Regions from separate parts of the Homo sapiens genome. Here region 2 is linked to region 1. Evidence: chromatin contacts called from ENCODE Hi-C or POLR2A ChIA-PET data. All regions are on one chromosome and are shown on one strand. Each heading gives the region's core, a stretch centred on a gene start or an enhancer-like site at or near the end of the contact. The rest is flanking DNA. Distances are from core to core; before and after follow the strand shown.

What was found. Hi-C counts contacts between places; a loop is a spot of excess contacts on that map. ChIA-PET counts read pairs that join two places held with the same protein, here RNA polymerase II (POLR2A). Pooled maps may share reads with other maps.
Region 2: a loop to region 1 is called in a map of naive thymus-derived CD4-positive, alpha-beta T cell, with 1.8 times the contacts of the local background. The contact joins two enhancer-like sites. A Hi-C loop is called at or near these places in 1 of 168 maps with a recorded cell type or tissue (naive thymus-derived CD4-positive, alpha-beta T cell) and 2 of 50 pooled maps. POLR2A ChIA-PET finds 5 or more read pairs at or near these places in 2 of 52 experiments (naive thymus-derived CD4-positive, alpha-beta T cell and naive thymus-derived CD8-positive, alpha-beta T cell).

Annotation. Positions count from the first base shown.
Region 1 is chr14:97,722,070-97,727,076 of GRCh38, forward strand. The region is part of intron 2 of LOC105370651 (a long non-coding RNA gene); the gene reads left to right. Among named protein-coding and RNA genes, the nearest start is that of LINC02291, 38 kb to the left of the region's middle. Within about 2 kb of position 1,973, at least 3 of the 41 ENCODE cell types and tissues checked have a DNase peak (open chromatin) inside an H3K27ac peak, as active enhancers do.
Region 2 is chr14:97,876,349-97,881,355 of GRCh38, forward strand. No RefSeq gene overlaps it. Among named protein-coding and RNA genes, the nearest start is that of LINC01550, 99 kb to the right of the region's middle. Within about 2 kb of position 2,044, at least 6 of the 41 ENCODE cell types and tissues checked have a DNase peak (open chromatin) inside an H3K27ac peak, as active enhancers do.

The sequences.
Region 1 (5,007 bases), core at 723-3,222:
AAATAGATGACTTGAGTGATGTAGAGATATAAAGGCCATAGGAGCTGGTGATTGATTTCATATGAGCAGTGTGGCATCACAGGCATCTTCCAGGTTTATGGCTGGAGCTCTGGATGGACTGTGGTGCTGTTGAAGCCAGAACCAGACCACGTTTGTGGGAAAGACAATAAATCGAGCCAATTAGGATGGGGAGGGGTGTTCAATAGTGCAGAGACAAACCTTGATTGAGGAAAATATGAGAAGGCTACATTTAGGAGGCAGGATTTGAACCAGGCCTTCAATACATCCAGAAATCAGAGCCAGGCATAGTGGGGAAATTGCAGGGGAAGTGAGGTTCCCAACAGAGGGAGCACCCAGAGCCTTATGGGGGATCTTGGCATTTTTATTCCATTTTTGTTTTAAGTAAACTTTGCATTGAAGTTCAGCATACCTATAGAAAAGTGCACAATTTATAAAAATACAAATCTATAAAAATTTAAGAAAACATATCATCCAGTTTCTTTGGGAAGGGGTTCATTTTTTTCCCCTAATTTTCTATTTTAACTGCATCTAGTTTTCTGATTGAAAGTGACATTGAATTCCTGGAAGTAAGCTGGGAAGAAAAACTCATTCTATGAGTGAATACACTTGGCAAGAAGTAGTGGGGCTGTAATTGTGATAGTAACAGTGTTACTAGAAAACATCGGTGACTGCTATTGTTATGTGTTATGCTGACTATAATTTGTACTGCATTAGAGGAACGTAATCAGAGAAGACTTGGAGATATCAAGTCTTGGAGTATTACTGATAAATAAATAGAAGTAATTCTAGACTGTACAAGAAAGAGTTCAGTTTTAGAAATTTTAAGTTTCGAGTGTTTACTCAAAACTCATACAGAAGTGGAAATGTCTGGAAGAACAAAAGGACAGAAGAATGCATGGGTGAAAAATCAAAGGAGGGATCTTGGCTCCAGGAGACATGTGTGAGTTCTGCTGTGGGGCTACATTTAATCATGTCAGAGTTGAGGTTCTTGCTTTAGGAGCAGTTACTTAGAATGAGATGTCCGGGATTTGTCTTTTTCTTTTATTTTACCCAGAAAGAAATGGAAGTAACTAGAGTGTCTGTTATACTGTTGCAAATGCGGTTCTGGAGCAACAAAGATTGATCAAAGCTGGAAGCAGGGCTTTGGGTATTGTCTGTTTTCAGAGAGTAATTGAAGCCACAGGTCGGACAAAATGGTCTGGGGAATGGACAGGGAGCAAGGTGACCCCAGTGTGTTGGAGGGTGCCAGAGCTCAGGGCAGGAGTCCCAGCTGTGCATGGTGGTGGCAGCTGCCCCGCTTGCCAAGCCCAGGTGGATGAGGTGGGCAGTGGGTGGGGGGCACTCATGCACCATCCACAGAGAGGGTTAGAAGCTAGAGTACTTTGCAGATGTCAACAGTCGATTGCAGACAATTAGGAGGCTGCCTTTTTTCTCCTTCTCCCAGGACCCCTAAGACAAACTGTCTGAACCATAACAGTTGAGTCTGAGGATATCAAATAAGTAAGGCAAAGAGAGACCCCGTGGAATAATTGTGGTTAGTGGCTTGCGGGGCTGCGGATGGGCTGTGGGGGGCGGGTTGCTCAAGAGAAAGAAACTTGCTTTTAATCAATGTGCTAATCCAGGACATAAGGTCTCCTTTCTCTCCCTCCCTTGTTTCATTTCCCAGGGCTCAGTCCCCATTCCCACCCCCTGCTCCCTCCCCATACTGGTTGAATGGAAATTTGGTCCAGTTTTTTTTTTTTTTTAATATAGATACATTAAAAAACAGACACTGATCTTCAAAGAAGGCTGCAATTTCACTGGCGACGGAATGTTTATAGCCACAATTTGTTTGGTTCTGATAAAATGCACATGCCCCGTTATTCCATTTTATTTTGCATCCCAAGCCAGGCTTGCTTCTTACATTGGCCTGTGCCTCTCCTAGTCAGCAAGACAGAGGGAGACAGAGAGACGGAGAGAGACAGAGAGACCTTCCTCGAGCTGTGGCTACATCTGCCTGTGGGTGTCCTGGACTCCATGGGCCCAGAGGTCATTGAATGTGGCGGAAGGAGACACAGTCCAGGAGTGAGGATGACCAGCCAGAGGGAATTTCAGGCACTCCCAGAGATACGTTATGCCCCATCAAGAGAAACACCAGCCTTCCCAGGTCTCGCTGAAGCTAGAAAATAATGCCCCCAGTTCTTCTTGGGAGATGGTGCAAGGGAGGTGAAAGAGTCTTGAAACTAAAAAATGTGGACTTAAATCTTAGCTTAGTCACTTTCCTGCGGTATGATTTGAACACAATTTTCTCCGAATTGGCTTCCCCGTTTGAAAACCAACAGCGTCTGCCCTACAGAACTGGTGTGAGAGTAAACAGATTAGGACCAGGTCAGCAGGACGGAGCATGCCCAGAAGAGAGTAGAAAGTGCAGTTTTGCCAAGGAGAGGGAATTGAGAGGAGTATTCTAGCCGGGAGGGCGGTGGGCACCCCAGCACACAGGCATGAGGAAACAGCATTGCTTGGGGGAGAAGTCTGAAGTGACTGGGTGTTTAGTTCAGAGATAGAGCAACAGGAAATGAAGCTGGCAGAACAAGAGGTCAGGTTGTGAGCCACTCTGAGGAGTTTAAGTTTCCTTTTGCCGGCCGTGGGAGAGCTTTAGGATTCTAAGTAGAGAACGATGTATGTTTAGATTGTGCCCTGGAAAAAAAAATGACCATTTGCAGCAGGATGGATCCACTGCAATGGTGGGAAGAAGAAAAGAAGTTAGAAAGCATAAGGGCAGGTAATGCTTCTCAGTACTGTGCATGCATTACTGAATTCACTGCGGCAGCAAAGGACACTGCCTGCAATGGTCAAGAGTTAGGACTCTGGGTTCTGATCTCAGCTCTGTCATGGACCAACTGTGGAATCTGGAACAAGGCAGTTACACTCGCTGTGCCTCAGTGACCCTATTTATAAAATGTGGATGGCAATAATGTTTATTGCCAATATAGATACTGTGAGGATTACATGAACTATTATTTTTTTTTTTTGAGACGGAATCTTGCTCTGTTGTCCAGGCTGGAGTGCACTGGTGCGATCTTGACTCACTGCAACCCCGCCTCCTGGGTTCAAGCGATTCTCCTGCCTCAACCTCCTGAGTAGCTGGGATTACAGGCGCCCACCACGACGCCCAGCTAATTTTTGTATTTTTAGTAGAGACGAGGTTTCCCCATGTTGGCCAGGCTGGTCTTGAACCCCTGACCTGCCCACCTCGGCCTCCTGAAGTGCTGGGATTACAGGCGTAAGCCACTGCACCTGGCCGACATGAATTTTAAATACAAAAGAAAACCACTGCAAAACACTTAAAGAGTGTGCATGGCAAATACAATACATGCACTCAATAAATGCTGCATATTATTTCCAGCTAAAATGTCAGAGCACTATGTGCTCTAACTAAGCAGTTTATGTATGTCATTCCATTTAATCTTTACATTTTCCCTGGAAAACAATTGCTACTTCTATATCTTTTTCTTTGCCTGATGAAAATTAAAGTTCAGAGAAATTGAATTCTTGCCCAGCATGATTAGATGCTACCTGGAGGAGCTGGGAAATAAAGCCAGATTTCTTCCAAAACCCATGGGCTTCAACATTGCCCGTTGAAAGAGGAAGAACAGGAATGAAAATCTCCAGTTCTTCAATCTTGAGTTGCAGGCAGTATATAAAAAAGCCAGTGGAGATATTGCTGATGGAAAGGCTTAACTTTATGCTTTTGGTAAGTGTTCCCTCCAGCCCCACTGCTTTCCATCAGCGTGTGTGTGTGTGTATGCATGTGTGTGTGTGTGTTGTGTGTGTGTGTGTGTGTGTGTGATTGGTCAGGCTGACTCTAGCCAGTGCTAATAATTCTCTGAGGAACTCTAAATGACACATTGCTGTTGATCAGATCAATCAGTCAAAGGGCACATTCTACATTTTTACTTTCACTGAAGTTTTCCTTTTTTCTTTCTTCCTTCATCAATTGAAATCTGATGAAGACAAACTCTTCTTAAAATCTGATAGGCTTTATTTAAGAAGATTTGTATGATTTTATTTGAAAAGTTAATTTTTAACTATAATTCAAAATTTCTCTGTAGGTAAAACCCTGGCACAAATTTTCAGTTCCCAGTGACAGAAAACAAAAGAATAATGAAATGCTGGGGTTGGAAGAGCCTCCAGCCCAACTCCCCACCTGGCCTGCAACCCTGCCACATTCCCTGGGTCATCTCACTCTGTCTCCCAAGACACAGAAGCCTCTGCTCTTGGGAATTCCTTTCTCTTAGAACCTGACACACTCTGGCTGTTGGAAAATTGTCTCTCATAGATAAGTGTCTTTCTCTGGAACCCCTCTAGGCCCCTCTGAACCTAAGTGGTCTCAAAAGCCCTTCTCTGGTCTTCCCTTCCCAAAAGTGGCCTTCTGGAATCTGTGAGCATTACTGTGTGTCCCTGAAGTCTTTTCTTCCATGGGCAGACATTCTGAGTTTGTATAGTCAGTCATGGAAAGAACACGGCTTCTGTAGTCTTTGGGTAAAGTTGTGCCCTGGAGCTAAGTCAGGTCTACACAGATGGCACTTCTACTATGGAATCAGGGGCTGGATTTTGTTTTCAAATGGTTTTCAGTGTAGTTGACACTCTACCCTAAAATCCTTGCCAGGAAGTTGTAGGGGAGCTGCTGCATTCTTGACATAAAGGTGATTCTCCAATAGTTCCCCATTACATCTGAAATAAGATTTAAACTCCTCCTTCTTACCAGCAGAGCCGGATATGTTGCGGCCTGTGCACTTGGCCCCAGCTTATCTTACAGTTCTGTCCACTCACTCTCTCTTCCCCAGTCAAACTGGCATTTGCTTTACTCCGTGAACTTCTGCAAACTTGTCCTGACTTAGAGGCTTTGCAACTGCTGTTCCCTCTTCCTGGACTGCTCTTTTCCCAGATCTATGCAGGGCTAGCTCCTACCTGTTCTGTAGGTCTTTGTGTCAAATCAACCAGGAT
Region 2 (5,007 bases), core at 794-3,293, 150 kb after region 1:
ATGGATGAAGCTGAAAACCATCATTCTCAGCCAACTAATACAGGAACAGAAAATAAAACACAGCATGTTCTCACTCATAAGTGGGAGTTGAACAATGAGAACACATGGACACAGGGAGGGGAACATCACACACCAGAGCCTGTTGGGGGATTGAGGGTAGGAGAGGGATAGCATTAGGAGAAACACCTAATGTAGATGACGGGTTGATTGGTGCAGCAAACCACCAGGGCATGTGTATACCTATGTAACAAACCTGCACGTTCTGCACATGTACCCCAGAACTTAAAGTTTAATTTAAAAAAAATAGAGGTGGCCCCTTAATTTATTTGGTGTCTGAAGGGAATTTGGAGGGTTTCACCACATAGCTGCTGCCTTGATGGAGGCTCCCTCACACTTCTTTCTTCCCTCTGCCTGGTGCCATGGTTGGGAGCACCAAGAATGCCTGGGTGTAAATCACTGCCTTGCCAATAATGAGCTGGGTCATTTGGGGCAACTTAGTACATGTCTGTGTGCCTCAATTTTCTCTTCTGTAAAGTAGGAATAAGAAGGGTACTTAACTCATCAGGGTATCTGGAGATTAAATAAATTCCTATTTGCAAAGCACTGAACACAAATATGGTGATTGAATAACTAGGATTATTTACTTCCTTTTTAAGTCTCACTGCACCATCTACAAACATGAAGATAACAGTAACACTTTCCGTTTATTCTGTCAGTAGATGGTGAGATCCTCAAGAGAAAGGCACCACTTATCATTGGTGTCTTTTAAGGCTGTGTTTCGGATGCAGAGTTTCTTATCACCCCTTCTGACCATTCGCATAGCTGAATGACATAGAAACCGTGTCCTGTGTCCTGTCCTGTGTATCTGTTTCTAGTCCTCTCTACCCCAACCATTCTGTCACAGATGATGAAACCAACAGTGACCATCTGAACCTGGCTAACCCAACTAGTCTCCACTCTCCAGTGAACAGAGCAGATCTGGGTTTGGGAGGCCTGTGCCTATGCATTTGGGGGATCCTGTTTTTGAAAAAGAATATAAAGTGATATAGGTCATCAAATATATATTTAGAATGAGAAAATACATTTCAACAAATTGTAAATTCATAGAAGTCGGCAAATATACAGAATAGCAACTTAACTTTTATTACTTTTCTGCCTGAAACAGCTCAAAAATTCTTTACCCCTGTGTTTTTTTTTTTCTGTTTCTTTCTCTTCTTTTTCCCCCTCTGTTGCCCAGGCTGGAGTGCGATGGCATGATCTCTGCTCACTGCAACCTCCGCCTCCCAGGCTCAAGTGATTCTCCTGCCTCGACCTCCCGAGTAGCTGGGATTACAGGCGCCCACCACCATGCCCGGCTAATTTTTGTATTTTTGGTAGATATGGGGTTTCACCATGTTGGCCAGGCCAGTTTCAAACTCCTGACCTCATATGATCTGTCTGCCTCCACCTCCCAAAGTGCTGGGATTACAGGCATGAGCCACCACATCCTGCCTCCCCTGCATTTTTGACTGAATGTACATATAACTAATATTTTGATATATCATTAACTCCACAGAGAATAGAAAAATAATTCATGGGTGATTTATTTTTTTTTCTTAATTATACTTTGAAAAAAGTCCTTTTCAACTTCACTACACATTATTGGTAGCATCATATAGATTATTAAGATGTGGCCAAACATATAAACTATTGTCAAATCTCCTATATAGATGAGCTGTTTCAAATGCATTTGCTGATTATAATTCTACAAGAGGTTTATCCCTAACAATGAATTCCATTTTTTAAAGAGTTCTATGTGTTTATGCTTGAATATATAGTATGATCTAGTGTATTTCTGATGGAACATCCATTTCTACCGGACATTAGTGAGAACAATACTCTCTTACAATATTCCTCGCTTGATAAGTGGAAAAAATTTTCACAAATTAGCTTTTGTCTCTGTATAATTGAAAGCCTAGAACTCCTCCTTTACTCACTTGCTTCCAAGACCAGGCACTGAGGATGTATTCCTAACCCAACACAACCTCTAACCTCACTCTTGCTGTCACAGTGCCAGGTGAGCTAGTGCTGCAGGCAACAAAAGTACTTCCAGAAGCCAAGGCATTACTGCATTGGGAGAGCAATCAATATTTTGCTATCCACCCAAGGAACTATGAACACACAAACCCAAACTGCATATCTCTCCAACTCAACTTCTTATTTTCTGGGTCCCAAAAATGCCCTGACAACTCTAAAATCCTCTAGGACAAGGGCCAATGTGAAGGAGAGGAAATCACAGCAGAAAGAGAAGCTGTCTTTACCAATGTGGGTACAAGTATTTTACCAGGGTGATGTTCCAAATACATAGGAGGACCCTGGAACCCACTCATAGGGTTCTTCCTAGGGTTCTGGAAGGGTCTGTGCAAGTGAAGAGCTGGATCCTGAGCTTCCTTTGCGTCAGGGTAAATGTGCCTTTGTCAGGGACCTCAACGCTGTGTGAATTGGCCAGAAAGGGAGCTGAGTCAAGGAGGTCTCTTGCCAAGAGTTGTGAAACTGGAATTCTGAGTCTGTTGCCAAAAAGCTGTAGGGATCAGAGCTGAAAATCGTGTACACTGAGGACTGGGGGGTTCACTGGGGCATGTGTTTAACATAAAAGCAGAAAAGAAAAAAAGTTGATCAAGAAGGAGAGGGAGACAGGAAACAAACAAACCGTGGGCACGTTGCAAAGATGAAGGCCCCAGTCTTGAGGTCTCCAGAGAAGCACAGGAAATGTGTAGATTTCTCCAGAACTGCTTTAATGGCAACCTGTTCTGAAGCCTGTTTTGAGGCCTTTTCTGAGGCCTGTTTTGGGGCCTTTTCTGAATCTCCAGGAGATCACTCTACATCTTCAGATAAATTCCATGACTTGAGCCTCTTCTAGTCAGTGCTTCTGACCTTCCGCTGAAAAGTGTGCTAAGATATTTCTGTCTTTAGCTTTCGTACAGTTTCTTCTACCTCCATGGACTTTTTTTGCTTGGAAAAAAACAAATAGTAAACCATGGGGAAGGGGCCAAGGCCATTTCTGGGTTTGAACATTGGAGTTAACTGTGACGGCTTCAGGAATCTCTTTCAGTAGCTCTTAGCCATTGTTTGTCCCTTTTGCTGTCCTTTTCCTAGTCCTGGGTGGCTGAAATGATGCATGGAGTAGCTTTTGGATGAACGAGCACTTGTTCTTACATGAAGCAAGAGTGTGGATGATAGAATAAAATCTTAGGAAAAGCCGTAAGTTAATTTATGTCCACCCCAAGTCTAAGGTGGTTCCAAAAATAAATTCCTCCTTGGAAATCCACAAACACAGATAAAAATATCCAGAAAGAAAGGAAAATTCTTCCCTCTCAAATGTTATTTTCTCTGTCTTGTCTTCTTATTTCTTTCTCTTAATAAGCCTTTAGCATATGTTTCCAGTATATCAGGGACTGCTCTGGTTACTTTGGGAAAACACAAAAATGAATACGACAAGAAGTCTCATTTCAATTAGTCGGCAGACTAGTAATTACCTGATATCCTTTCAAAAGCACTGACTTAAAAGTTCACCATCATGATGACCTTCACAAAGATGTGTTCAAAAATTAACCCCACCGAAGGTAATCACAAAATCCCCCTTTTTTTGTTGGACAATACCATAATCTTATTTTGTTCTTTTCAGTGAAGGCATTTGAAAAACAGACATTTTTATAATCCTACAAAATGTTTCTCATAAATAAACATCCACATCAAAAATATATATTCCTCCCAAGACCATATATATTTCAACTTGAGTTTATTACATATCTGACAACCAATTAGGCACTTCCTAGTGCTGTTAGCTATCATCTCTGTGTCTTTGCCCTGCCTCCCGATTGGATCACAGTCTCTGAGGACAAGCATTATGTCTGCACAATTATAACATTCCATTCTTAGTCTTTCTATATGTCCTGTAAATGGTTTTGAATTAATTTTGCAGAGTTTGGATTGTAGGGCCACTCTCTTTATGGACTGAAGATTTTGTAATGACTTTTTTAGCACTATTTGCTTTTTCAATCTAATTTACAACCTGTATTTGATTCCTGCAAAATCTCTCTAAAGAAGATGGAAAGATGTTATTCTTATTATGACACATAAGAAAACTGAGACTTAGGAAAGTCCCAGAATTTACTAGCCACAAACAAGGATTGGCTAGTGGGAAATCTACCTGTCACCAGCTTCTTCCTCTTTCATCCAGATCATGGTGTCTCTTACAGACTCACTCCCCTATGTACAAATATCTCACAAGTGTATGAAAAATGCTCAGCATCACTGATCATCAGGGAAATGCAAATCAAAACCACAGTGAAATATCACCTCACCTGAATTAGAATAGCTATTAGCAAAAATACAACAAAGGCACACATGCTGATGTGATGTGGAAAAATGGGAACCCTTATACACTATCAGAGGGAATGTAAATTAGTATAGCCATTATGGAGAACAGTATGGAGGTTCCTCAAAATATTAAAAATAGAACTACCATATAATCCAATAATCCCACTGCTGGGTGCTTATCCAAAAGAATAGTACAAAAAGGAAGTCAGTATGTCAAATAAATATTTGCACGCCCATGTTTATTGCATCAATATTGATAGTAACCAAGACATGGAATCAACTAAAGTGTCCATCAATAGACAAATGGATAAAGAGAATGTGGTACCTATATAGAATAGAGTACTATTCGGCCATAAAAAATGAAATCCTACCAGTTGTGGCAACATGGATGAGCCTGGAGGAGTTTATATTAAGTAAAGTAAACCAGGCCTAGAAAGACAAATATCACATGATCTCACTCATTTTTGGAATTTTTAAAAACTGATCTCATTGAAGTACAGAGTAGAACAGTGGTTACTAGAGGCTGGGGATGGTGAGCAGGGAATGAGGACAGATGTATTAATGGGTACAAAATTACAAATAGATAGGAGAAATAAGTTCTATTGTATAGTAGGATGACTTTAGTTAACAATACTGTATTGTATACTT